Linked DNA regions of Homo sapiens: region 2 is linked to region 1. A link is a contact called in ENCODE Hi-C or POLR2A ChIA-PET data. All regions are on one chromosome and are shown on one strand. Each heading gives the region's core, a stretch centred on a gene start or an enhancer-like site at or near the end of the contact. The rest is flanking DNA. Distances are from core to core; before and after follow the strand shown.

The links. A loop is a pair of places that touch in the nucleus more often than their neighbours do. ChIA-PET counts read pairs that join two places held with the same protein, here RNA polymerase II (POLR2A). Pooled maps may share reads with other maps.
Region 2: a map of ascending aorta shows a loop between it and region 1 (10-fold over the local background). The contact joins the promoter of EXTL2 here to the promoter of SNX7 in region 1. A Hi-C loop is called at or near these places in 1 of 168 maps with a recorded cell type or tissue (ascending aorta) and 6 of 50 pooled maps. POLR2A ChIA-PET finds 5 or more read pairs at or near these places in 1 of 52 experiments (MCF 10A).

What each region holds. Positions count from the first base shown.
Region 1 is chr1:98,659,437-98,663,626 of GRCh38, forward strand. It overlaps SNX7 (sorting nexin 7), which reads left to right and starts at 2,285. Exons shown (of 9, transcript NM_015976.5): 1 at 2,285-2,475. The coding sequence starts at 2,296. It overlaps SNX7-DT (SNX7 divergent transcript), which reads right to left and starts at 1,336. Exons shown (of 1, transcript NR_189290.1): 1 at 871-1,336. RefSeq lists silencers at 2,087-2,226, 2,247-2,366, 2,597-2,666.
Region 2 is chr1:100,891,461-100,896,104 of GRCh38, forward strand. It overlaps EXTL2 (exostosin like glycosyltransferase 2), which reads right to left and starts at 3,382. Exons shown (of 5, transcript NM_001033025.3): 1 at 3,173-3,382. It overlaps SLC30A7 (solute carrier family 30 member 7), which reads left to right and starts at 4,630. Exons shown (of 11, transcript NM_133496.5): 1 at 4,630-4,644. RefSeq lists enhancers at 2,714-3,437, 3,438-4,160, 4,055-4,124.

The DNA of each region.
Region 1 (4,190 bases), core at 1,035-3,534:
CCGGGAGGCGGAGGTTGCAGTGAGCAGAGATCACGCCACTGCACTCTAGCCTCGGCGAGGGAGTGAGACTCTGTCTCAAAAACAAACAAACAAACAAACAAAAAAACCCAGTGATAGTCCCACTTAATAGGAAGCTGAGACTACAGGAGGAATAGACATACTGCTTTGGAGTTGTACTAATAATGAGTAGGTTTGGGATTATCTCCCTTTGAGGGGCTGTGAACTGCATGCTCAGGTGCTCAAAGCATGGAGGTAGGGGGAGTATGTGAAGAAAGGTAATATTAATTGGACAGCCAAAGGGGCAAATTATAGTCACGTTTTCCCTACTCTTCTTCCTCATCCTACCCCTCTTCCTATTTTTCTTGTTTTTGGTTGACAAGCATCAATATGGCCTTTCTATGTTTAGAAAATTCTCTGCCTTAGGAATTTCCATGAAACTTGGCCAGATTGGCCAAGCACACATACTCTCCAGGGTTTTAATACTAGAAAAATCAACACAGAGAAACAGGGTGATGGAGACATTTTTGTGGCAGTAATAGCAGGGAAGTTCTCAGAGGTAGCTGTGGTACTGCTGCCAGGGAAAGCAACTGGAGTCCAGTAACATCAGTGTTAATGACAATATTGACACTGGTGAAGATGGTGTGGCAACCAGTATCAGGCAATGGTAGCAGCAATGTCTGTACCACTGGTTCTGTGGCCTTGCTTTTGGCTATAATCCAAGCTGTGCAGCCTTGCTTTATTCTGCCCATTTTCTGAGCCCATTCTCTATGGTTTCTAGCAATTCTGTGAGTTACAGCATTATTAAGAATTTCCTGGTTCAGATTGCAATTAGAAAACCTTGAATCTTCCTTACTAGTCAGAATAAGCTTATCAAGGAAAAAATAAAGTCTTTTAATAACTTATATTATTTACAGAAATTAGCAGAGAGCATTTTGAGAGTACATCTGATACTGTGGTTAATACATATCAGGATCCTCAACCTGAAAATGTTATCATTTACTAAGGAATGGAAAACTTGTACATGAAACAAATACAATCTGCAAGATGGAATAAAATTAAATGCTAAATTGAGAACAGACTGTCATTTAGAAAGTCTTTCTGAAAGAGATGGGACTATATTTAATTTCTGAAGGATGGGCAGGAGATGGCATTTAAAGTACAGAAATCATCAAGCACAGAAACAAATGTGGATACTCATGGGGCAGTGACCAACCTGACTGAAGGGTGGGTGCACGTCTGAAATCAATGGGAATACATTTGAATGATTAGGAGATAATATATTATTAAGGCCTTGCCTCTAATCAGAAATAAAGATATTCTCTATTTCCCCAAATAAGGAATTCTTACATAGAGCTTAATGTATTTAAAAATTTTTAAATGGGCCTACAGAAAAGAGGTGGGGCTGACGGAAGTAAATAAAACCTGAAGATAAATTAAAGAATATATCAACGTGGGCAAAATTTTCCATTAGTTTTGGAACTTAGTTTTGTTTTTGAATAATAAGCAGTTAAATAATTAAAGCTTTGCCTTGGCAATGCAAGGACTGAAGATTATTTCTCGGTGGCAATTTTCCAGACTTGCTAGTTGTCCTTGGGTCTTGGTAACATTCTGCTCATTAACTTCAGGAAGACGTCCAGGAGTAAAGATGCATTTGAAAGTGGCTGAAAATAGTTTGTAAAGCTCAGCTTTCCTGGCTCGACAGTGAAATGACCGCACAGGCCAGTCACTGGGTCAAAAATCAATTAACAAAACGGGAAGTTTTCATGTCTTTATTTTTACATTAGCTCGAAAATCACAACCAAGAAGAAAGGCAACCACTGAATACAGGAAATACAGTATTGTTATTGCTGTTTTTTTTTTTTCTCTTGGCAAGGCTGGGTCGGGTGCCTTCCAGCCTCGCTGTGGATCCCGCGAAGTGGACGGTTCGCTTCGTGGCTTCTTCCCAGACCCCGCCACTGCGGAAACCGTCACTCGGTGGCCCCCGACTGGGTCAATGCGAGGACGCCCACCTCCTACCTTTGAGTCTCTCCTCTTCTCCAGGGTACAGCCAACCCTTTCTCCAACGTAGCCGGAGTCCGAGAGTCCCAGTTCCGCCCCTCCAGCCCGCCCCAGGCCAGGTGGGGATGCGCCCGGCCCGGGCCAGCGCTGGTCCCGGCAGTTCCGCGTCTGCGCAGCGGGCGAGGGGCTGGAGCGGGGCCGGCCGGGGAGGTGCAGGAGACGTGGGAGCCAATGGGCACGCTCGGGGGAGCCGGGCTGGCGGCGGCGGTGGCGGCCGGCTGGGCGCGCACTCTCGGGATGGAGGGCGAGCGCCGGGCATCGCAGGCGCCCTCCTCGGGCCTCCCGGCCGGGGGCGCCAACGGGGAGAGCCCGGGGGGCGGCGCCCCCTTTCCGGGCAGCAGTGGCTCTTCCGCCCTGCTGCAGGCGGAGGTGCTGGATCTGGACGAGGACGAGGACGACCTGGAGGTGTTCAGCAAGGTGAGGGCGGCGGCGGCGAGTCCCGGGAAACTTCCAAGGCAACTCCGGGCGTTGCCAGCATTGCGCCGACGGCTGCCTCTGGCGCGCTTGCCCTCCCGGGGCGGTGGCTCTGAGCTGGGGACGAGTGAGGTCCCCCGGGCTGCTGGACCCCGCCTGCCAGCTCTGGCCGCACCCGGGGCCGCGTCGCCTCGGGGCCTCAAACCGCAGCCGCTCCCTCCTCCGCACTTTGACCTTCCGTTCGGCGGGGCTGTGGCTTAGTGGAGTCTGCAAAGTTGTGATTTGTTTTCCCTTTCTGCTTCTCTGACACAGACATCTTCCTCGCGGCAGCTCCCGAACCTGGGAGGCTGGTGGCTCAAAACCGCTCCCGCCAGCTGCTTTTCGGGCGAGGCCAGCCCTGAACTCTGGGAGAGCAGCCAAGTTTAGAGAAATTATTCTTAATTTAGTGTTGTTGCTTGTGGATTTGAGACTTGGGTGAGTCTCGGGTCTTGTGGGAATAGGTTCTAGGAAATCTCCCTGAACAGGAGAAAACGGTTGTTTCTAACAGGAAGCTCCTCCGCTGAGGAGCTAAGGATTTTTCAGATGGTCAGCTACTGCCACCCAACCCACAGCCAGTGCTTTCGTTTTTCCTTGCCCCCGGGAAATTTAGGACCAAAGGCTCTTATTTGCTTATTTTACTGTTGGAGGGAAATTGACTTGTGGGGGCTAGTGGTAGACTTTTGGTACGTGTAGACTGGTGTTTGTAATTTCTTAAAGGGTTTTAGAAAAGAAAAATACCTTTCTTGCAGGGAGGTTGAATGTCACTCCAGTTTCTCAAGTTGCTGCTGAGAGAAGACCTGAGTTCAGATCACAACGCTGTATTCATTACTAAGAAGCCTGTTCATTTTAACGTTACCTGGAGATATTAGGTAAAGCAAACGACCTACTTAACCACCGCATTTACTCTGGGAGAGCAAACCAAAGTTAGGAAGTGACCATGCATACTCTGACTCCAAAGAGGAGTATATAAAACTTATTTCTACTTCGGTTTAAATGGAATGATAGGCCCAGGTTTGTATTCCGAATATTTAAACAGACTATCACAGTTTTGTGCTCTTGACTTTTCTGTTAAGTAGTAAAACAATGGAATTATTTTATGTTTAGTTGTAAACTCTGCCTTTTTATATTCCACACATACTTCATGTTCAGATCAACGACAGTTGGCCAGTTGGTTATTTACTTTCTTTCCTTCTTTACATTGCTGTTTGGATAAGGAATATTAGTCTATGGTTATGCATTGTGAAACTTTGGGATGGGATGTTGGAAATAGCAATGGTGTATCAGAATCATCAGGGTTTCTTTCTGGTTTTTTTTTTTTTTTTTTTTTTTTTTTTTTTTTTTTTTTGTCGGGGCTGGACCCATCTGGCCTCAAGGGATTCTACCACCTCCAGCACCCAAAGGGTTTGGGATTACAGGCTTGAGCCACAGTGACTCGGATTGTTTTAAACTTGTCAAGTGGTTTCTCTTTCCCCAGATTCTAGGTGTTCTAGCTGACTCTTAAGAATCAATGTTTAAATGAGGTCCTCTTGTCAGAGGCAGATCCAAGGTGAAGCTAATGAAATTGAAGCTTCAGCGCTATTCGTTTGCTTAGACCTCTGGGCGTGTTGGGGGTTGCTGGAGTCGCAGATGTTCTAGGTGGGAAGGAAATGACAGGTCCCGACCAGAAGCATTTCTAAATA
Region 2 (4,644 bases), core at 2,132-4,631, 2.2 Mb after region 1:
AAACTCAGGGATCAGAGTTTTTAAGGATAATCTGTTGGGTAAGGGGCCAGTGAGTTGGGAGTGCTGATTGGTTGGCTTGTGGATGAAATCTTAGGGAGTCAAAACTGTCCTTTTATGCTGACTCAGCTCCAGGGTGGGGGCCACAGAACTGGTTGGCAGGTCCAGGTGGGGCCATCCAGTTATCAGAAATGCAAAAACCTGAAAAGACATCTCAAAAGGCCAATCTTAGTTTCACAATAGTGATGTTATCTTCAAGAGTAACTGGAAAAGTTGCAAATCTTATGACCTCTGGAATAATGGCTGGTAATATTTAGAATTCCAGCCCCTCTCATCCTAACTTGGTGCCTGGTGGCCTTTCAATCATTTTACAACAACAGTTTAGCTTTTGGGAAGGGCTATTATTTAAACTATAAACTAAATTCCTTCCCAAGGCTAGTTTGGCTTACATTCAGGAATGGACGTTTAGAGGTTAGAAGCAAGACGGAGTTGGTTAGGTCTGATATCTTTCACTGTCATAATTTCCTCAGTTATAATTTTTGCAAAGGCAGTTTCATTTATTTGGAGATTAGGTATGATTTCAAGAAATGTGTATGGGTTCAAGTTGACAAGGGATGGACTTGTGAAGGTTAATATTGTCAACTTGATTGAATTAAAAGATGCAAAGTATTGTTTCTAGGTGTATTTGGGTGTTTCTGGGTGTTGCCAGCAGAGATTAACATTTGAGTCAGTGGACTAGGACAGGAAGACCCACTCTCAGGAAGACCCACTCACAATGTGGGTGGGCACCATCCAATTGGCTGCCAGCCTGGCTACGAAAAGCAGGCAGAAGGTGGGAGAAGCTGACTTGCTGAGTATTTGGGCTTCATCTTTCTCCTGTACTGGATGCTTCTTGCCCTCGAACATCAGGCTCCAAGTTCTTTGACTGTTAGACTCTTAGACTTACACCAGTGGTTTGTCAGGGGCTCTCAGGTCTTTGGCCACAGACTGAAGGCGGCAGTGTCGGCTTCCCTACCTTTGAGGTTTTGGGACTCTGATTGAGCCACTACTGGCTTTGTTGCTCCTCAACTTGCAGATGGCCTATTGTAGGACTTCACATTGTGATTGTTTGAGTCAGTTCTTTTTAATAAACTCATTTTCATATACGCATCTATCCTACCAGAACTATCCTAGTTCTGTCCCTCCAGAGAACCCTAATATAAGGATCCAGAAGCAAAATAAATGCACACGATCCCAACTATCTAATGTTACACATTTGAAACCAGAGGATGTATGCCATGGAGCAAAACATTTGAACATGTCAGCAATTTGCACTTGTATCCAGTTTCTAGATTTATATGAATTTGTATTCTTATGTACCTTTACAACTCCTTTTTTAACCAGCAGTTCCCAGGGCGCTCAATTTGAAGCATCTAAAAGGGTCAAACAGGGTTGCAGATAAATGCCAGGGTTGATTACTGAGGAATGACAGATAGCATCTTTCCTATTCCTTGCTGACCATTGCCCAAAAGGAGCTGAAACCATGACTGAAATGAGCTTCTGCCCCTTAATTCTCTCTGCTTTCATTTCTCAGAATCCTCAGTCACACGTCTGAGCAGCTGGGGTTTTTCCACCCATAGAGTCTGCATAGCTAACCTAATGCAATTAGTTGGTAGGAGAGATATAAAAACATATTTAAAAGTTCAGGGTAGAAATCCATTTTTTAGTTTAAAAATGTTCAATAGTATATGTATTTTATGATCTTATAAACCGATTTAATCTTGTAACATACAAAGGAATTAAGAATTCTGATTGGTGACTTGCAAGATACCATTTGAACAGAGTTGAAGAATCATTTTTGATTTTCCAATACGACATATTGAAAGGGCAAAAGGAATGGCTTAGTATTTATGGAAAGACTTACTGAGTGACAGCTGTCCCTTCACACTGCTCCAAGGGCATCCCTTGTGTAAATTTTAAACATCACAGAGTTCTAAAAGACGAGACTGATTTGCCTGTCACAACCCCCCCCTTTCTTCATAACTACTCTTTTCCATAAAATTCCTCCAGGGAAGGAACTTTTTATTTATCTGGCTTTGTATCCCCAGCACCCAGCACAGAGCCTGGCACATAGAAGACATTCATTAAATGACTGTTGAATGAATGAAAGAAACAAATTTGATATGACAACAAAGATAGGTTAACATATATGGGACAAACATTATTTGACAATGACAAAAGAAGTGAGGCACAGCCTGACGTTTTTCACTCATAGAACTTTTCCTGATTTAAATAGTGTCCACCTACACTTTTATATTGCAAATAAAATGCCTTTAGTTTTAAATTTGGTCATTATGCTCTTTAAGACTGAAAGATGTGAAGACATCACCATCACTTTTTGAAAGGAGAAGGTCCTCATGGGAATACCTATCATATATCTTGGGGGATGGGGAGTGGGGGAATTTGGGAGTCTCTGGAAACTGATGTAACTGAAATTAAACTTCAATTTCTCGTACCCATTTCAAAACTATTTGAAAAGAGGTAATGTAGGTTTCTCCATAAACCACTTAAGCGATTTCTGATTTGTAGCAATACAGTATAAAATATAGGACTTATTTTCAAAGGCAGAATACAAAAAAGTTCAAAATGCAGCTGACCTTGATGAGTTAGGATTATGCTGGAAATCAGTTGCTGAAATTTAATTATTTCTATTACTTCTCCCGCCTTCTCCCAAGTTAAATCATATTGAATAAGGGCGTTTTGGAGAAAAATCCAATTACCATAGAATTATTTATCTTTAAACTATCTAGTTTGCACCCAATTAATTTTTCCTCAGCAGTGCAGTAGAGTAAAATTCAAGGTCTACTGCTAATACAAAAACTTCCTTCCAAAAAAAGAGTAAATGCTACTAATTTTAAATATTTCTACACTTAAATTAAAAGAATGAAATATACGCTAACAAAGGCAAATACAAAATACTCTTCCCAGAACTTACTTCTGAAACCTAGCTGTTTTTACACAGCAGTTTTAATTAACATTTTTCAAAATTGTAGAATAAGTACATATTTTCAAAAATAAAACCACCGAATACTCCATACACACACACAAAGTTCTCAGAACGAGAGCAAAACATGCATATATCCTCACTACAAAAAGAAAAATACTAATACTGGAGCATTTTGCTGTGTCTCCTTACCTCGAGTGCAGTAGATTGCAGTAGGGCCAGCCGATTTATTTCCCTGCAGCTTAGTTATCATAAAACGGAAGGGGCGTCTCGTTTGCTCATTTTTGTTTTTTTTTCTAAACCAAGTAGCGTGCATCTATCCTTCTCCATTAGCTGGATTAACAACCTGGAAAAAGTGCCGCCCGCAAAGTGAGCGCCTGGAGCAAGGGACAGTCCCCGAGTGGCCGCCCCTCCCTTTCGGTGACGCTCCACTTCCTGTCGGCCTAAAAGGCATTCCCAGGAAGCTCGGTTTTGTAGTTTCCAGCCCACCTCCGAAAGCCAATCCTTTCCTCCATTTCTTCTCCAAGGTAACAACTTTTAAACATTCACGTGACGGACCACCTTCCCTCAGCCAAACAACTTCCCTGAAAGGCGCCCGAAGGAGCCTTCCCATCCACCGCGGGTGCCCAGGAAAGGCCTGTGGGGCTCTCCTCCCCGCGCTCCACACGCCCTCGCATCCCACCGAGGGGCCAGCTTCTGCCTGCACGTTGCTGAAACTGGCCTGGAGGTTCTGACAAGAATTAGAGCGGCGGCCGTTGCCCCGGGGATGACCTGGAAGCGAAAGAGACCGGCACGAATTCTAGAGTTTCGGGGTTTCCGCGGGTTGAGATTGTACGGGAAACAATGCATTAACCAAACCTAAAAATCAAACAAACACGTCTGGTAGAACCTACCATTAAAAAGCTTCTTTCCTATACTACGTTTAACAGCCTTTATTTTGAAAGACATTGATTGATGCCAGGCATGGTGGCGCACGCCTGAGGTCTCAGCTACTCCGGAGGCTGAGGAGGATCACTTGCGTCCGGGAGTTCCAGGCTGTAGTGAGCCTCATTGTGCTCCAGCCTAGGTGACAGGGCGAGACCTTGTCTCTTAAAAAAATAAAGAAAGAAAAACATTGATCGCCTCCTGCGTGGCAGTCCAGAAGGGTCAAGCGCTGTTTTCGGGGTGGCGTGGAATGGATTCCTAAGATTTGGGCGCCCATAGAGTTAACGCAGCAAAACGATCACTTGCGTTTCCTGCGGACTGGCGGCAATAGAACACGTGGCTGCCTAGACTCTTAATCACTGATATCTACCACACCAGGATTTAATGCCAGTTGGGAGGAAATGGCGAAAGGGCAGGCGCTGGAGCCCATGCATCCGGGAACACTGGTGGTAGGCGGTCGGGTGGGCGTGAGCGGGCTCTCCATCTCCCAGCCCAGTCTGCAGGTCGCCACCTCAGGATTTTCTTCCTGAGTCCGGGTGGCAGGATTCCATCCCAGGTCAGCCCCTCACACCCCCTGGTAGTTGCCACCTCCTGGCGTCCCTCCAACAGCTCCAGCACCTTTCTCATCCCGCCCCCGCCGCAAGCCACGCCCTCCGCCGCGCAGGCCCCGCCCGCGACCGGCCTCCCTCCTTTCCTGTCCCAGGACGCGTTGCGCGGCCCGGGCCGGAAGTAAGCGAATT